2 separate regions of the Homo sapiens genome follow, and region 2 is linked to region 1. Evidence: chromatin loops called from intact Hi-C (ENCODE). Cell type or tissue: endothelial cell of umbilical vein. All regions are shown on one strand. Links, peaks and the distances in the headings refer to the core of each region. The heading gives the core; the rest is flanking DNA. Region 1 has its middle 120 kb from the start of PLS3-AS1. Region 2 overlaps LRCH2 (leucine rich repeats and calponin homology domain containing 2).

Region 1 (8,344 bases), core at 64-8,063:
GCCTCCCAAGTAGCTGGGACCACAGATGCTTGCCACCACATCTGGCTTGTAATTCTTTTATGAGATGATCCCTCAGGTATGGTCACTGGAGGAGATGTCAGAGAGGCTCAGAAATAAAACAGTTTATTTACTCACAGGTTGTACAGACAGGAGGCCAGGTACATCATGCAGGGCCACATGGGAAAGACATCAGGGTGGTCTGAAGGCAGAAGACACGAGCAAGGGGAGGATTTAGGCCATGACCTTTACTGGGACTTCCATACAATAGGCAATGCAGGGCAGGGTGAACAGTTTATGACTGGCTAGTTTGAATAACTGCCTTGGGCTTTGGGCTACATAAGGATGGTTTCTAGTTGCTTGGTACCTGGCCCTAGTGTCAGAAGTGTCCTGGCCGGGCGCGGTGGCTCACGCCTGTAATCCCAGCACTTTGGGAGGCCGAGGCGGGTGGATCATGAGGTCAGGAGATCGAGACCATCCTGGCTAACAAGGTGAAACCCCGTCTCTACTAAAAATACAAAAAAAAAAAATTAGCCGGGCGCGGTGGCGGGCGCCTGTAGTCCCAGCTACTCGGGAGGCTGAGGCAGGAGAATGGCGTGAACCCGGGAAGCGGAGCTTGCAGTGAGCCGAGATTGCGCCACTGCAGTCCGCAGTCCCGCCTGGGCGACAGAGCGAGACTCCGTCTCAAAAAAAAAAAAAAAAAAAAAAAAAAAGAAGTGTCCTAACCCGAGTGACTGCATCTTGAATAAAGGCCAAATAAAGCCAAAACTGCTGGGTTACATTCCCAGGGGGTTGGGAACTCTTGGTCACAAGATGTTTATGGTTGAGGGGACAAGTTAAGGAGGCTAATTACATAAGATCCACAACTTAAGGAAATGTCCTGATGTCCCAATATCTTAAGAACAAAATGCACTCTTAGTTTAAGAATACATTTCACTTTTTAAAAATTTTTATTTATTCATCTATGTTTTTGACGGCGTCTTGCTATGTTGCCCAAGCTGAAGTGAAATGGCGTGATCTCGGCTCACTGCAACTTATGCCTCCCAGGTTCAAGCAGTTCTCCTGCCTCAGCTTTCCAATTAGCTGGGATTGCTGGCACCTACCACCATGCCCAGCTAATTTTTGCATTTTTAGTAGAGACGGAGTTTTACCATGTCAGCCAGGCTGGTCTCGAACTCCTGACCTCAAGTGATCCACCTGCCTCGGCCTCCCAAAGTGCTGGGATTACTGGAGTGAGCTACCACGCCAGGCCAATGTCACGTTAAAGATAATAGTATACCCATAAATTCTTGCTGAAATCAATAGTTATAAAAGAGAATAACAATGCTACTATCCTGTCACAAGCTGATCACAAGCCTTTGTAATAAAGCACGTAAGACCGTTATTCTTAGCTCTATTATCCTATCTAAGCAAGCATTGTATTTGAGGTGATTTTGTTCCTCCTTGCTTTCTGAGGACACCCTACTCTGCAATAAAGTAGTCTCTAATCAGAGTATAGTGAACTATCTTAACTTCACTATACTCTGCGACTTGCCCTGAATTTTTTCTTGCATGAGATCCAAGAACCCGCTCTTTGGGATCTGGAACAAGACCCTTTTTCCGGTAACAGTAGATGATTAGGAAGAGGAACGTGGGCCGGGCACGGTGGCTCACTCCTGTAATCCCAGCACTTTGGGAGGCGGAGGCGGGCAGATCACCTGAGGTCGGGAGTTCGAGACCAGCCTGACTAACATCGAGAAACTCCGTCTCTACTAAAAATACAAAATTAGCCAGGCGTGGTGGCGCATGCCTGTAATCCCAGCTACTCGGGAGGCTGAGGCAGGAGAATTGCTTGAACCTGGGAGGTAGAGGTTGCGATGAGCCGAGATCACGCCATTGCACTCCAGACTGGGCAACAAGAGCAAAAACTCTATCTCAAAAAAAAAAAAAAAAAAAGAAGAGGAATGTGGCCTCCTGGGGTATCTGGGCCAAACAGAGGAGGTACGGCTCTGGATTGGTTAGTTTGCATATTAAAGATGCTCCTGGCTGGGCCTTTGTTATTTTTAAATCTTGGCTAGCCCCAGGAGGGGCAGTCTCCCCCTAGTCAGAAAGGTTTTTAAAAATATCAAAACATCATAATACGCAGAAAATGTAAAATGTTTATAATACAAAATGTGAACTGATTTAGTTTCTATGAGAAGCTTATATTTTAAGGACAAACTTAAGTCTGTGATGGGTTATCTTGTTTAGCAATTTTTAGTTTTACTTTTTATGTTTGAACCATTAATGAATACAATTAAATCAGGGTTATTTAAGAAAGTCTCTGGATCAAGCTTCTCCAACCCGTGGCCTGTGGGCTGCATGAGGCCTGGAATGGCTTTGAATGTGGCCCAACACAAATTCGTAAGCTTTCTTAAAACATTATGAGATTTTGTTTTTTTTTTGCTTTTTTTTTTAAGCTCATCAGCTATCATTAGTGTTAGTGTATTTTATGTGTGGCCCATGACAATTCTTCTTCCAATGTGGCCCAGGGAATCCAAAAGATTGGACACCCCTGATCTAGAAGATCTGTCCAGGGCTCAGATACTCAGATAATCTCCTAAAAGAGGTAAGCCACCATGGAGTTTTACTTTTTCTGGTAAAGGAAGGAATATTTAATTATCATATTTTCTTTTCTTTTCTTTCTTTTTTTTTTTCTTGAGATGGGGTCTGGCTCTGTTGCCCAGGCTGGAGTGCAGTGGCGCGATCTCAGCTCACTTCAACCTCTGCCTTCCAGGCTCAAGTGATTCTCATGTCTCAGCCTCCCAAGTAGCTGGGACTACAGGTGCATGCCACCTTGCCCGGCTAATTTTTTTGCATTTTTGGTAGAGATGGGGTTTTGCCATGTTGCCCAGGCTGATCTCAAACTCCTGAGTCAAGTGATCCGCCCACCTCAGCCTCCCAAAGTGCTGGGATTACAGGCCTGAGCCACTGCGCCTGGCCATATTTTCTTTATGTATGATTAACTTAAGTTAAACTCTTTAGATTTGTAAAGTTTATTATTATCATTATTACCACCACCATTATTACTAAGTTTAGCAGAGAAAAGCTCTCATAACAGCTTTTACTTAATAGTTGGATAAATTTACTCTTATTATCTTTTATAGGATTGAGGAACAAATCTTTGTGTTACTTAGAGCTGCTATAACAAAGTATCATAGAGTGGTGGCTTATAAACAACAGAAATTTATTTCTCACAGTGCTAGAGGCTGAAAGTCCGAGATCAGGGTACCAGCTTGGTTGGAAGACAGGGTCTTTCTTTGTTGCTCAGGCTGGAGTGCAGTGTCAAGATCATGGCTCACTGCAGCCTCCACCTCCCAGGCCCAACCAAGCCTCCCACCTCAGACTCTCAAGTAGCTGGGACTACAAGTGTGTGCCGCCACGTCCGGCTAAATTTTTTTTTTTTTTTTTTTTGTAGAGACAGGGTCTCCCTATGTTGCCAGGACTGGTATCCAACTCCTGGGCTCAAGGGATCCTCCTGCCTCGACTTCCCAAAGTGCTGGGAGTACATGCATGAGCCACTGCAACGAGCAGGTATGGTTGGTTATTGTTAGGGCTCTCTTCCAGGTTGCATATTGCTGACTTCTTTTTGTTTTTTGAGACGGAGTTTCACTCTGTCGCCCAGGCTGGAGTGCAGTGGCACAATCTCGGCTCACTGCAAGCTCCGCCTTCCGGGTTCACGCCATTCTCCTGCCTCAGCCTCCCCAGTAGCTGGGACTACAGGCACCCGCCACTGCGCCCAGCTAATTTTTTTGTATTTTTAGTAGAGACGGGGTTTCACCATGGTCTCGATCTCCTGACCTTGTGATCCGCCCGCCTCGGCCTCCCAAAGTGCTGGGATTGCAGGCATGAGCCACCGCGCCCGGCCCGCCTGCATATCGCTGACTTCTTGTGTCACATGGCAGAAAGAGGGAGAGAGAGCTCTCTGGGAGTCCCTTTGATAAGCGTACTAATCCCATTCGTGAGGTCTCCACCGTCATGGCTTAACTGCCTCCCAGTGGCTCCACCTCCTAATACCATCATGTTGGCGGTTCAGAGTTCGACATATGAATTTTGGGGAGACATAAACATTCAGCCTATTATTATTACCTGATGAACATTTTAGGAACCCAAAATATGGTTTAGGTATAAAAGACATCTGGCCGGGCGCGGTGGCTCACGCTTGTAATCCCAGCACTTTGGGAGGCCGAGGCGGGTGGATCACGAGGTCAGGAGATCGAGACCACGGTGAAACCCCGTCTCTACTAAAAAAAATAAAAAAAAAATTAGCCGGGCGTGGTGGCGGGCGCCTGTAGTCCCAGCTACTCGGAGAGGCTGAGGCAGGAGAATGGCGTGAACCCGGGAGGCGGAGCTTGCAGTGAGCCGAGACTGCGCCACTGCACTCCAGCCTGGGTGACAGAGCGAGACTCCGTCTCAAAAAAAAAAAAAAAAAAAAAAAAAAGACATCTTAATAGTTTTATAATTTTGAATTTAGATCGTGAATTCAGGAAAGGCAAAATCAAGAATAACTGTTAAAGGAGAAAAGGTGTAAGTCATAAATATCTAAAAACAAGAAATATTTACAGTCAATGATATAAAACCATGCTAGATTATACTAAGGCTAAAGCTGTAATTCGCCCCCCACCTCGTAATAAAAGCAAAAAGCAGTAGCAATCACTCACATTAGCCAGGAGAGGGGGATATTTGTTAATTTCTGTGGCTTGAACGTGTTTTGTCTGTGTTCAGACATGATTATGCAGTGGTCCTCCTTTTTGTCTCACTTCATTACCATCACAGAGGGACCTTGCCGGATGTTGGTACTCTTTGAAATTGTTTATGCTCACGGGAGAACAACAAAGTCTAGCTGTGAGTGCCACGCCAACTCCTACATGTCCGGGATTATTTTTTTCTTTCCCATCACTGTGATAGAAAAAATTGGTGATGCTGTTTTATTGGTGATATGTTACATGCATTTTAAGTATAAGCTGTCAAGACTTACAAGGAGCCCCTTTTGTGAAATCTAATGAACATATCATGGTTCGTTTGTATTTTTTGGGAGGCGGGGTGGGGTGAATATGTGCTGCCAAAGTGAGCACAAACATATCATGCTGTTGAAATAGGATTTTAAGCCAGAGAGCAAACCCGGGTGAAATCCGGACAAGAACAAATCTGCAGAATTTTGTTTTAACCTCTCTGGGCCCTATTAACTTCCAGTCAAACTTGTAATAAAACTAAAGCTAAAGCATCACTTTCACATCGAGGACCTTGCTCACCATCACCTACCCATCCCACGCTCATTCCACCACTGTCAAAGTGTACCCTTTCTGACTTTGTGCTCCTACCTGCTATAAACTTCCATCAAAACACTTTATTTCATGGTGTTTGTGTCCCTCTAGAGTCCTACACTACTCTAGAACTCAAAGAAAAGAACATATCTCATTCATCTTATTCAGGCCTTAGACAAAAAGCCTGGGACAGGAAAGTACTCAATATTATTTAATTAATTAACTGTTAATAAAACATGTTTTAACAGAAGACATGACAGAAAATATGACTTTGAAAACTTCATCCACATGAAGTACCTTCTTTTGTTTTTTTTTAGACAGGGTCTTGCTCTGTCACTCAGGCTGGACTGCAGTGGCATGATCACAGGTCAGTGAAGCCTTGAACTCCTAGGCTCAAGTGATCCTCTCTCCTCAGCCTCCCAAGTAGCTGGGACTACAGTTGTGCACCACCATGTCTGACTAATTAAAAGAATTTTTTTTTAGAGATCGGGTCTCATTGTGTTGCCCAGGTTGGTCTTGAATTCCTGCACTCAAGTAATCCTCCCACCTCAGCCTGCCAAAGCCCTGGGATCACATGTGTGAGCCACCATGCCCAGTCTACATGAAGAATGTTGAATAAAAAGTGACAAGAGAGGAAGAAGACTGAAGTTTAAAGTTCTTCACTTAGGGACATTTTGCAAAACGAACGAAATCTGATAAATTCCTCATGAGTCACTGCAAGCCTCTATACCTGGTGTTTAATGGTTTATTATAAAAATTTTGTACAAATGCTATTTGTTTCCCAGTAAGGGGTTGTCATTTCCACCTCATTGGTCCTTTTTGTGTACCTTTCCATGCAGTGTTCCCAGGAAGATATATATAGGTATATAAAGAGCAGAGGACCTATTTCCATTAAATAAGCAATGATTGCTTTTATCTTATTATGAACATGATGCATATATATGCAAATATATATGTATTTGTTCTTTTTTTTTTTTTTTTTTTTTGAGACAGAGTCTTGCTCTGTCGCCCAGGCTGGAGTGCAGCGGCGCAATCTCAGCTCACTGCAAGCTCCGCCTCCCTGGTTCGCGCCATTCTCCTGCCTCAGCCTCCCGAGTAGCTGGGACCACAGGTGCCTGCTACCACACCCTGCTAATTTTTTTGTATTTTTAGTAGAGACGGGCTTTCACCGTGTTAGCCAGGATGGTCTCGATCTCCTGACCTCGTGATCTGCCCGTCTCGGCCTCCCAAAGTGCTGGGATTACAGGCATGAGCCACCGCGCCTGGCCTGTTCTTGTTTTTGAGACAGAGTCTAACTTTGTTTCCCAGGCTGGAGTGCAGTGGCACAATCACGGCTCACTGCAGCTTCAAACTCCTAGGATCAAGCAATCCTCCTGCTTCAGTCTCTTGAGTAGCTGGGACCATAGGTGTGTAGCACCACACTCAGCTAATTTTTACATTTTTTGTAGAGATGAGGTCTTGCTTTGTTGCCCAGGCTGGTCTTGAACTCTTGGGCTCAAGCGATCCCCCCACATCAGCCTCCTAAATTGCTGGGATTACATGTATGAACCACTGTGCCTGGCCCATATATTAATAATATAATAAAATATATTATGAAAAATGATCTCTAAACCTATCACCTGGAGGTAACCACTAGCAATATGTTGGTTTATCTTCTTCTTGGCCTTTTTGTACTATGTGTGTGTATCCACAGACATACACACACATTTAAACCAAAACCTCCTTCCTTATTCAGTTGGCCACGGCAATAATGACACTCTTCTATACAGAACTCTCATCCTTCACATCGAATGCCAGGGAAGTATTTCCTCAGCAGTTTCTTCTCTGATTCCATCCACTGCAGCCATAATGAAGAGGAATATAGAGACCAAATCCACCTCAGGAGCACAGGAATACTGAAAGCAATGGAGAGAAGATGGAAATTCTGGCCAGCTGCTTACTAGGACAACATCAAATCAAGGCCACCACTACACATAAAATACAAGAAAACTAGTAGTGAGAAGCCATTTTCTTTCCCTTTAAAAACTAAAACAACAAAATCATTACAACATGCAATTATGAACCTTTTTCAGGGTCTTCTCCTTTATTTTTTTATTTTTTATTTTTTTCAGACAGAATCTTGCTCTGTCACCCAGGCTGGAGTGCAGTGGCATGATCTAGGCTCACTGCAACCTCCGCCTCCCAGGTTCAAGCGATTATCCCTCCTCAGCCTCCTGAGTAGCTGGGACCACCGGCTTGCACCACCACACCTGGCTAACTTTCATATTTTTATTAGAGACAAGGTTTCATCATGTTGGCCAGGCTGGTCTTGAACTCCTGACCTCAAGTGATCCACCGCCTCAGCCTCCCAAAGTGCTGGAATTACAGGTGTAAGCCACCGTACCCAAGCTGCTTCTTTATTTTTGTTTGGAAACTATTTAGTTTATGTAAGAATTCCTAGAGGTTATAAGGCTTTCTGGACTAAATGCCCAAGAGACTCCTGAGGTATACACCAGACACTATTTGATTCCCTGTTACTGTGGCATGTAGTTCCAGGCACTACTAACAGCCACTCATGCCATGGTGGTTCTGGGAAGTCCAAATATACATTGAAGGCCAGAGAGTTGGGTATTGTCCATCCAGGGTATTGTAAGCCTTCAAACCACTTCTGTCACATAGCTGAAAATATGCCTTTAGGGTCTTCTCTTCTGCACCTCCTAGGCACTTTTCTCAAACCTATCCAAAGATTAGAATTTGGCTTTTCTTTTCTTTCTTTTTTTTCTTTTTCTTTCTTTCTTTTTTTTTTTTTTTTTTTTTGAGACAGACTCTTGCTCTATCACCCAGGCTGGAGTGCAGTGGCACGAACTCAGCTCACTGCAACCTCTGCCCCCTGGGTTCATGCGATTCAGAAGGCCTGAGCCTCCTGAGTAGCTGGGATTATAGTCGTGCCACCATGCCCGGCTAATTTTTTTTGTATTTTTAGTGGAGACGGAGTTTCGCCATGTTGGTCAGGCTGGTCTCGAACTCCTGACCTCAGGTGATCCACCTGCCTCAGCCTCCCAAAGTGCTGGGATTACAGGCGTGAG
Region 2 (8,344 bases), core at 245-8,244, 450 kb after region 1:
GTAGGATGTTAGGGGTGAAAGAGCATCATTGTTAAAGCAAGTTTCCCCAGTTTGGGTGGGAGGGAGTCATTGACACCTTCCTTAATGCACTTCTTTCAACTCTCCTGGATCTTCCCGTCTTTCCCGGAAAACCAAACCCAACCAAACTAAACGAAACACAAAAATCATAATCTCTACATATTCCTTAAAGGCATACGTGCCTGAAAGAATGGCATATCCTTTTTCAGAGTACAGCAGCAGGATTGCCATGGTTTTTCTGTGTGGTTTAATCATCCTACGATATTCTTGGCTTCTTTCTTGTCACGTATGCCTTTAAAGACTGAGATTTTTCATTTTCCTGGTGTTGAGAAGGTAGTGGTGGTTAAATTAGTATTTGCTGCAGTGGTAAATTAAATCATCAATCACTTACATGTCTGCTTACTAGAAGAAAGCTAATCCTTGTTTTGAGTTATCTTAGAGTCTTAATTTTTATAGTAGAAAGCCAACAATTTTAAGGGTATTTTTGAGAAAAAATTATCTCCATTCTTTATGGAGTTGTGGATTAAAGGTTTATCACTTTGGGTGAGAAATTGGCTATTGTAATGTTCTTCATATACTCTCTGGTAGTCTTTGTTGTGGCTGGCATTTTTTGTTAGGGACACACTCTCTTATAAACCAATGCTGGATTATTTTAGATATGTCTTGATTTGATGAAAGGTTTTTTTTTACTTTTTATAATCTTTAAATTTGTTATTTATTTCTGTTTTCATCTGCTTTGCTGAAATAAATCTGGACAAAATTATTTTAATAGATGTCGTCATTTTGAAACAATATAGTAAGTAAATTCACCCATAATGAGGAGTAGTAAAATACCACTTATTTTCAAAACAAGACAATTTCAGATGTATTCAGTTTTTAGATCTTAAATCAAGGTATTTGTGTTGGAACAAAGTGGGGAGAGGAGGAAAACCTAAAATTGAAGCTTTCCACCCAGTGATTCTTTTAGCAATGATCCTAAGAACTATGAATGTGTAATCGACCACTGATTTTATATTTTGTAAAGCATGTTGGAGTATTTACTCCTTCACTCAGAACAGATTTCCTAAATAATATGTTCACATATTCATGACTGTTAGCAAGATATTATGCAACTTGGTGTGTTCTTCAAAGGCTTCAAGTAAAACAGTTTCAGACTGCATCATTATAGTGATTTTTTTCTTTTCTTCTTCTTCCTCTTTTTTTTTTTTTTCTTATTGTTCTTTCTAACCTATAAAGGATCCTTCTACCTGCAGGACAAAGTTTAAGCATCCTAGCTTGGCATTCAGGACTTTCATTGTTGGGCTCCACTTTATTGTTGCAACCTTATTCCCCAAAATGCTCCCACATAGAATCCTCTCTTCCAACTAGGTCAACTCTCTGTCTCTCAAATACATTTTGTGCATTTCTGCCTCATCTTTGTACAAGATCATCTGTATGCTTGGGATTTCCCTCTTTTCTCCGTCTATTTAATTTTATTGAAGCCCCAGCTCTTCCAAGAAATTGTCTCCAACTCCCTTAGTCCACAAGAATCTCCTGTTTCTTTGAATTCCCATGGTACTTATTGTCTTTACCACTTACTTGGCAGTGCTGGTTTTATTTTCTTTTTATGTTTCTGTCTTGCTATCCCTGAGAAGAAATAGAGCCCCTTAAAAGGCAGGGTGTAAGCCATATACTTGTTCAGTCTTCTTATTATATATCCCCTTTATTGTATTTGATAATATTTCTCATAAATATGAATATCATCTGATGCAGTTACAGCCTTTGGCTTTTAAGCCTTCAGTTGGTTTTCTGAGGCAAGCTTCAACACAAAGCAGAACCATATCTGTTCATGGTAAACATTCATTCATCATAAGTTTCATTTTACTTTTTCTCTTCAGTTGAATGAGCATTTCTTGTGGGAACATTTCAAAAATCAGAGTAAACAAGATCTTGTGCTGCTCTTTTTTTTCATTTAAATTAGATATCTTTGGGTGACTCATTTGCCATTTGTTTTTGATAAAATTTAGCCACGAAATTTTTAGGGGCAGTATTTTTTAATGTAGAGAGACCACTATTCATTATGTGTAAATGACGGCAGGTACATTGGAACTGAAGAAAAATAGAGTGTGTTTGAGATTATACATACATATGTACATACATACACACACATACATACAGGAACACACATACAGTATATTCTCTATTTGATGAAAATGATCTGTTTGGTGATCTTGTTATACTTAAAATGACTCAGTGGAATACTGTTTCAGAACCAAACCGATTAGTTAGACAAGCATTCCTTATTGCATTAGGAAGAGACAAGAGGAAGGGAAAATAGCTAAGAAGCGGTTAATGTTAATCTAGGTGAGAGGTGGTGAGAATCTGGGTGAAACAATATTGAATAAGGAGAAATTAATACATTTCAAAATAAATGGGGGAAGGTTTTTTTACATTAAGATGAAATAGACCCCTGGTTCTCCACCCTGGCTGCACATTACAATTGCAAGGGAGATTTTTTGTTTGTTTTTTCAACCCTGCCTGGATCCCACCCTAGACCAATTAAATCAGAATCTCAGGGGCCAAGGAACTTAAGGAAAAAAAATCTTCCCAGGTAATTCTAATATGCACTCAGGGCTGAGAAACCCTAAAATTGTTTATTTTTTAAGCACTCAAGAAATATTTGTTCTTTGAGTGAATAAGAACATTGATAAAAGTTTAGTTATTAACCTTAAAGCCACTTGTCAAGAAAGTCAAAACCAAAACTAGGAACTAAATACTCAAAAATTGTTTCAAATTGTTTGATAAATTTACGTGAAGAAAATGATGCCCCCTAAACATGTAGCAGCAAAATCTTTTCTCTGCTAACAGGCTTCCTATGAGGGAAAATGTATTTTAGGCAGCTGTTTGCAGAGTTTATCTTTGGTGTCTTTTTACCTCTCTCTGCATTTCTAGTGTCTGTTCTTCACTTGCCTCCTCCCTTTGTCCCCATCACACTTTTCTCCTTTCTCTTTCTCTCTTCAACCTCACTCCTCTTACTTTATTGGGATAGAGCTCAGGTAAATGATTATGGCAGCCTCTCTAGGAGATTAACATTTAAAAGGGGGAGTTTGCTAATTTACTTGAATCTCCAATTGGTGATTGGAGATTCATGACCTTTTTGAGTAGATCTCCCTTCCAGATACTCCTTGATTAAAATTTTCACCCACATAAGGACATAAAACAGTGATCAGAAAGTTGGTAACCCATTTCAGTAAAGTAGCTGACTCTTGCTGTAATGTCTTCTCCGAGATGGTCTGTAGATAGATTTGACAAGATGAAGGGAAATTGCATAGAACTTTTTGGTCCATCTGGATACTATGATAATTTGTTGACTTGAAAGTGAATTTAATTGTTACCCAAACAAATCCTGAAACCTTGCATAGTTGACTCTGTCACCAGTGCTACAAATAAGTGGATATGTTTCAGCGTACTTGCTGCTGCTCCCTCTGCTTCTTTATACCTGTTTATGTACATGAGCAGTAGGTCTGTGAAACAGATTTAGGAATTCTTACATCAGATTCTGCCGTGTCCTGGATAATCACGTGTTTTCCTGTAAACCAGGAGTCAACTCTAGTATTTCCTACATGTGCTGGTTCACCTTTTCAACTGTAGGGCATGGTGCATTGTATCAGGTTGTAAAATGGAGCCAGATAAACACAGCATTTGATTTTGTGAGGTGAAGGTCCTCTCAGTGCATTTAGTGGAATGAGCTCATGATTGTGATTTTGTGGCCTTATTCAAATATCTGCCTTGCTTCATTTAATAAATGTCTTCCTGAAAAATCGAATGTGAAGCACATTTTTGACAGTTGACTCATATTTTAATTGCTATAGATTGAATCTGAATTACTGAACCTTGTACTGATTTATTCAGTGATAAGTTCTACAGCATACTTATCCCTTAATTTCTTTCATTTAAAATAAAATGTTATCTTTAATTGAAGGGTACATTCATCATTAAGATAATACCATTTATACAGCTCTTTATACATTTTTAAGTACTTTCATATATATTATCCTATTGTATCCTAATAATAACCCTGTGAGCTTGGCAGAGTACATAGTAATTGCTCGTTGTGGTTGAGAGACAGGTTAAGTGATTTGTCCAAAGTTAAATGGTGAGTCTGGCAGAGTGTGTGGGTCAGAGCCTAGGTTTTTCAACTCCAGTGCTATCCTAATGTTATTTCCAGTGTAACACATTCTCTCTTTATAAAAAAGCAGTTATTAAACACCATGCCAATAAATAGGTTATTTATTCTGAAAATTCAATGCTTATTTAACTTCGTAGGTTATATACTTTTTGTTTGTGGTATGGTGTGTTTTGTTTTGTGTGTATTTGCATAGCTATCATGCCTCTCTTATGGTTTTAGAATAGATTCATTAAGCAAGCATTTATTGAACTCCTACTTTGGAAACATGATTATGGCTAATAAAAAGAGACATGGTTTTTGTACTTAAAGGATTTATACAATAGTCAAATGTATACAGTAATATAACCATTAGAAAAGAATTTCACTATAATATATAATAGTATTCAAAATAATATATTTTAATATACTGTACACATAAGAGATCTGGAACTGTGGCATAAGGCTTAATTTTAGAGGGGATTAATTTAGTTTGAGAAAGCTTCCTGAAAAGTTAGGTTAGGTATTTGTTGCATGACAGGTATAAGAACAGAAGTGGTTGATTGGGATGTTTTAAAATTGGGGTTAGTGGAATACTTTTGCTTAAGGTTTAAATTTAATATTTCAATTTAGATTATTTGTGATATAAATTCTGAAGCATTTATTTGGCATGAAGGTAGACAAGATCCAGAACCTCACTGAGAACATAAGAAGTAATGCTAGGGACACTTACTACAAATAAAGATAATTGAAGACTTACAAAATTGATTTGCTGGGAGGTGCCATTTGTTTAAGTTCCTAGGCACACAGTGAAACTTTGCAAAAGAGGCATCTTGTTCTCCCAGCCCAGCCTAGCAGCCCACTCTGTGAGATGCCTTAACTGCATGATACACACCTCCCCATTCTGCAGAGGCTAGTGATCATCATGACCTAGAAAGGGAAATATTTTAGTTTTCTTTTTTTCTCTACACTTTGAGTGTATTTGGGTGCTTCTTAAAACATTGTAATACTCTTATAATCAGTTATCTGGAAAGTTTCAGAAAGGGTTGTCTGCTTCTCATTTACAGAAAAAAAAATACCTTACACGCCAGGGAACCATTTAATGTAATTAAAGAAAACTGTATAAGCCAATTTAATAACAATGTAAGTTTATGTTTACTCTCACTTTCAGCTAGTGCACTCAATCTGCTAAAGGTCAAACTGTAATGTTTAATCTTTACATTTCTCTTGTTTCATGTAAATAGATAGCATTCCATTAACAGAATACCTGTCAATGGACTGTAATGGATAATTCAACAGTAGATATTTTCTAATGTATTTTTTATATCAAATTCTTTGAGGAAAAGTTTTTTCCAAATAGGAAAGTAAGTTCTTTCCTTTTCAGGAACACTTGATTCTGTGTAGTCTTTTCTAATTTGTGACAGAGAATGTTGTCACTTTATTTTTAGATTAATTACTTGTCTCAGTAGAATATTAGAGATTCAAGGTGACAAGAGACAGGTATAAGATAACTGTGACATAAACTTTTCTTTGAACCATATGGAGATGAACTGATTCTAGAACATTTGTGAATTTGGATTTCACTCAGAAATGGCTTTTTGTTAATGATTATGTTCCTAAGAGAATCTAGTATGTATAGTCTAGAGTTTTTCACTTCTTAAAAAAATAATTGCAATACGTAAATCCTTAGTATTTTGAGCTACTTGGTTGGGGATGTCTATGTCAATGGGAAATAATTACATTTAAAGGTTTTTGTGAATTAGAAATAGTAAATTAAACATAGATGACTGTGTCCTTAAACTACCTTAATGAGTATGTAAGAATGGATTTGTCATATAGATATTTTGTAAAGGTTGTAAAGTTGCTGCTTTCAGTGAGTTAATGATTTCATAATGGTTTAAAATAAGAACTCATATACCTATTATATCCTAGATCAGTAGTTCTCATTGTGGGGAAGGGTAGGGTTGGAGAGGTTGCCTCCAGAGGATATTTGACAGTATCTGGAGACTTTTTTTTTTTTTTTTAAGAGACAAGGCCTTGCTATGTTGCCCTGGCTATGTTGCCTGGGCTGGAATATAGTGGCTGTTCACAGGCTCTAACTCGGGGGCTCAAGTGATCCTCCTGTCTCAGCCTGCTGAGTAGCTTGGACTATAGTCCTGCAGCACCACACCTGGCTGAAGACATTTTTGATTATCACAATTTGGGGGTTGCTACTGACATCTAGTGGGTAGAGGCAAGGGATGCTGCCAAGCATCCTACATTGAAAAGGACAGCCCCATACAACAAAGACTTAACTTGTCTAAAATGTCCATGGTGCCAAGGTTGAGAAACCCTGGGTTAGAGTAAGATAAATGGAAAGTGCAGCATAGGTTCAAAGAGGGAGGGATAACATTTGATTTGGTCGTTTGAACAGCAGAGGGGGGCTTTATAAAGAAGTTGGAGGATTGGCCTTTAGAGAGGAGGCATCAGATTTTATAGTTATTCTTAGATGGAGGAAACTACATGAATGCTGATATCTCAGAGTCTCCTCAAACTCAATATGTCAAATAATGAACTCTCGTTATTCACCCTAGGCCCCCTTGTCACCCAGATCTAAAACTTGGGAGTTATTCTCCACTCTTCCCTTTCCCTCAGCCTCTATATCTAGTGAGGGACTAAGGCCTGTTGGTCATAACTCTTTGAATAGCTTTCAGATCAGTTTCATTCCTTTCTATTCTCAATGTCATTGTTCAGATTCTCCTCTATTCCTTACCTTTAACTGGACCTGTCAGTAGTTTTCTAAATGATCTCTCTGTCTCAAGTTTTCTTCAACTTAAATTAGTTAGTCCTCCACACTGTAGCTAAACCATTCTTTCTAATATGCAAATCTGATTGTCATGTGTTACTAAAACAATGTTACTAAAACACCTTCAAGCCAGTAGCCAGTTTTCAAGCCGTACGTTTCAAAATCTTATTTCCTTATTCCTTGTTTTGAACATTAAAAAAAGTAATACATACACTATGTTTTATTTAACTGTGGTAATTTTTATATTTTATTAGTTAAAATTAAATTGCTAAGATTCATCCAAATTGTTATGTAAAACTGTGGTTCATTCTTTTGGATGGCTGTGTTATCTTGCATCATGTGAATATACCATCTTTATTCACTTTCTCACTGATAGCCATTTTCATTCCCCCCTCCTCCTTTTTCTCTTGGGAATAGCACTACTATCATTATTATACATGTCTCTTGTACTTGTGCAAGGATTTCTCTTGTGTATATACTTGAAAATGGAATTGCTGGGTTGTATAGTATGTCAGTGTTCAAACCGATTTATCATTTCTGTTTCCATTGACATGTATAGGAGATCCTATGAATCTATGTGCCCTCCAAAACAGTACTGTCAAATTTAAAAATTTTGACCAAGTGTGTTTAAAAAGGTATTTCGATGAAGTCTTTCTTGATTTACATTCCCCTGATCACGAATGATGTTAACCTTTCTTCAGATGTCTGTTGGTCATATGTCTTTCCTGTACTGTGAAATAGCTTTTCATTTATTTTGCCCATTTTCTGTTGGTTGGTTGTCCTTTTTTAAAAAATAGAATTCTATGGGTTTAAAAAAATACTCCTTATACTAATCATTTGTTTTGTATATTTTGAATATCTTGTTTATAACTTGCCTTTTTGCTCTTTGAGGGGTGTTTTGATGGACAAATTTGTAAATTTTAATACAGCCAAATGTATCAATCTTGAATTTTGTAGTCAATGATTTCTGTGTCCTGTTTAAGAATATGTAAAATATATTCATCTACATTTTTTACTAAGAGTTTTAGTTTTGTTTTTGGTATTAAAGTTCTTAATTCATATGGAATCGATTTTTATGTATAGCACGAGGTGGAGTTCCATGTTCCTGTTTTTACATATGGATTATCTTTTTTCAGATCCATCCTTACCTATGTTGGGGCTCAGAAAACAATACCCCCAAATGAAGGCCTCAGCAGCAGCCTCAGAAGCAGAAGTTTTGCACTGACTTTGTCCTGCCCTCCTGTCTCTCTGTCCCATTCTCCTCCAAGGCTAGCCGTAGAAACTAGAATCCCTCTTCCCCAAGGAGGATCACAGAAGCCAGAACCCCTTTTCCTGAAAGCCAGCCATAAGACCTAAAAATATTACTCTAATTTCCCCTCTGCCTTTCTGTGTAAAAA

Evidence for each region. A loop is a pair of places that touch in the nucleus more often than their neighbours do. Peaks named below come from ENCODE experiments on the same cell type or tissue, not always from the same donor. Only the 100,000 strongest peaks of a DNase experiment are listed, where the experiment ranks them.
Region 2: it touches region 1 in a loop (4-fold over the local background); 9 of 110 quality-filtered maps call a loop at or near these places.

Annotation. Positions count from the first base shown.
Region 1 is chrX:115,676,021-115,684,364 of GRCh38, reverse strand. No RefSeq gene overlaps it. Among named protein-coding and RNA genes, the nearest start is that of PLS3-AS1, 120 kb to the right of the region's middle. RefSeq lists an enhancer at 3,409-3,960. In endothelial cell of umbilical vein, for the core only: a CTCF peak has its summit at 4,661 (motif pointing right); no DNase peak of the experiment used is centred there.
Region 2 is chrX:115,225,136-115,233,479 of GRCh38, reverse strand. All of the region lies in intron 1 of LRCH2 (leucine rich repeats and calponin homology domain containing 2), which reads left to right. Among named protein-coding and RNA genes, the nearest start is that of LRCH2, 4.8 kb to the left of the region's middle. In endothelial cell of umbilical vein, for the core only: a CTCF peak has its summit at 6,415 (motif pointing left); a DNase peak (open chromatin) is centred at 3,649; H3K4me3 peaks cover 79 bases.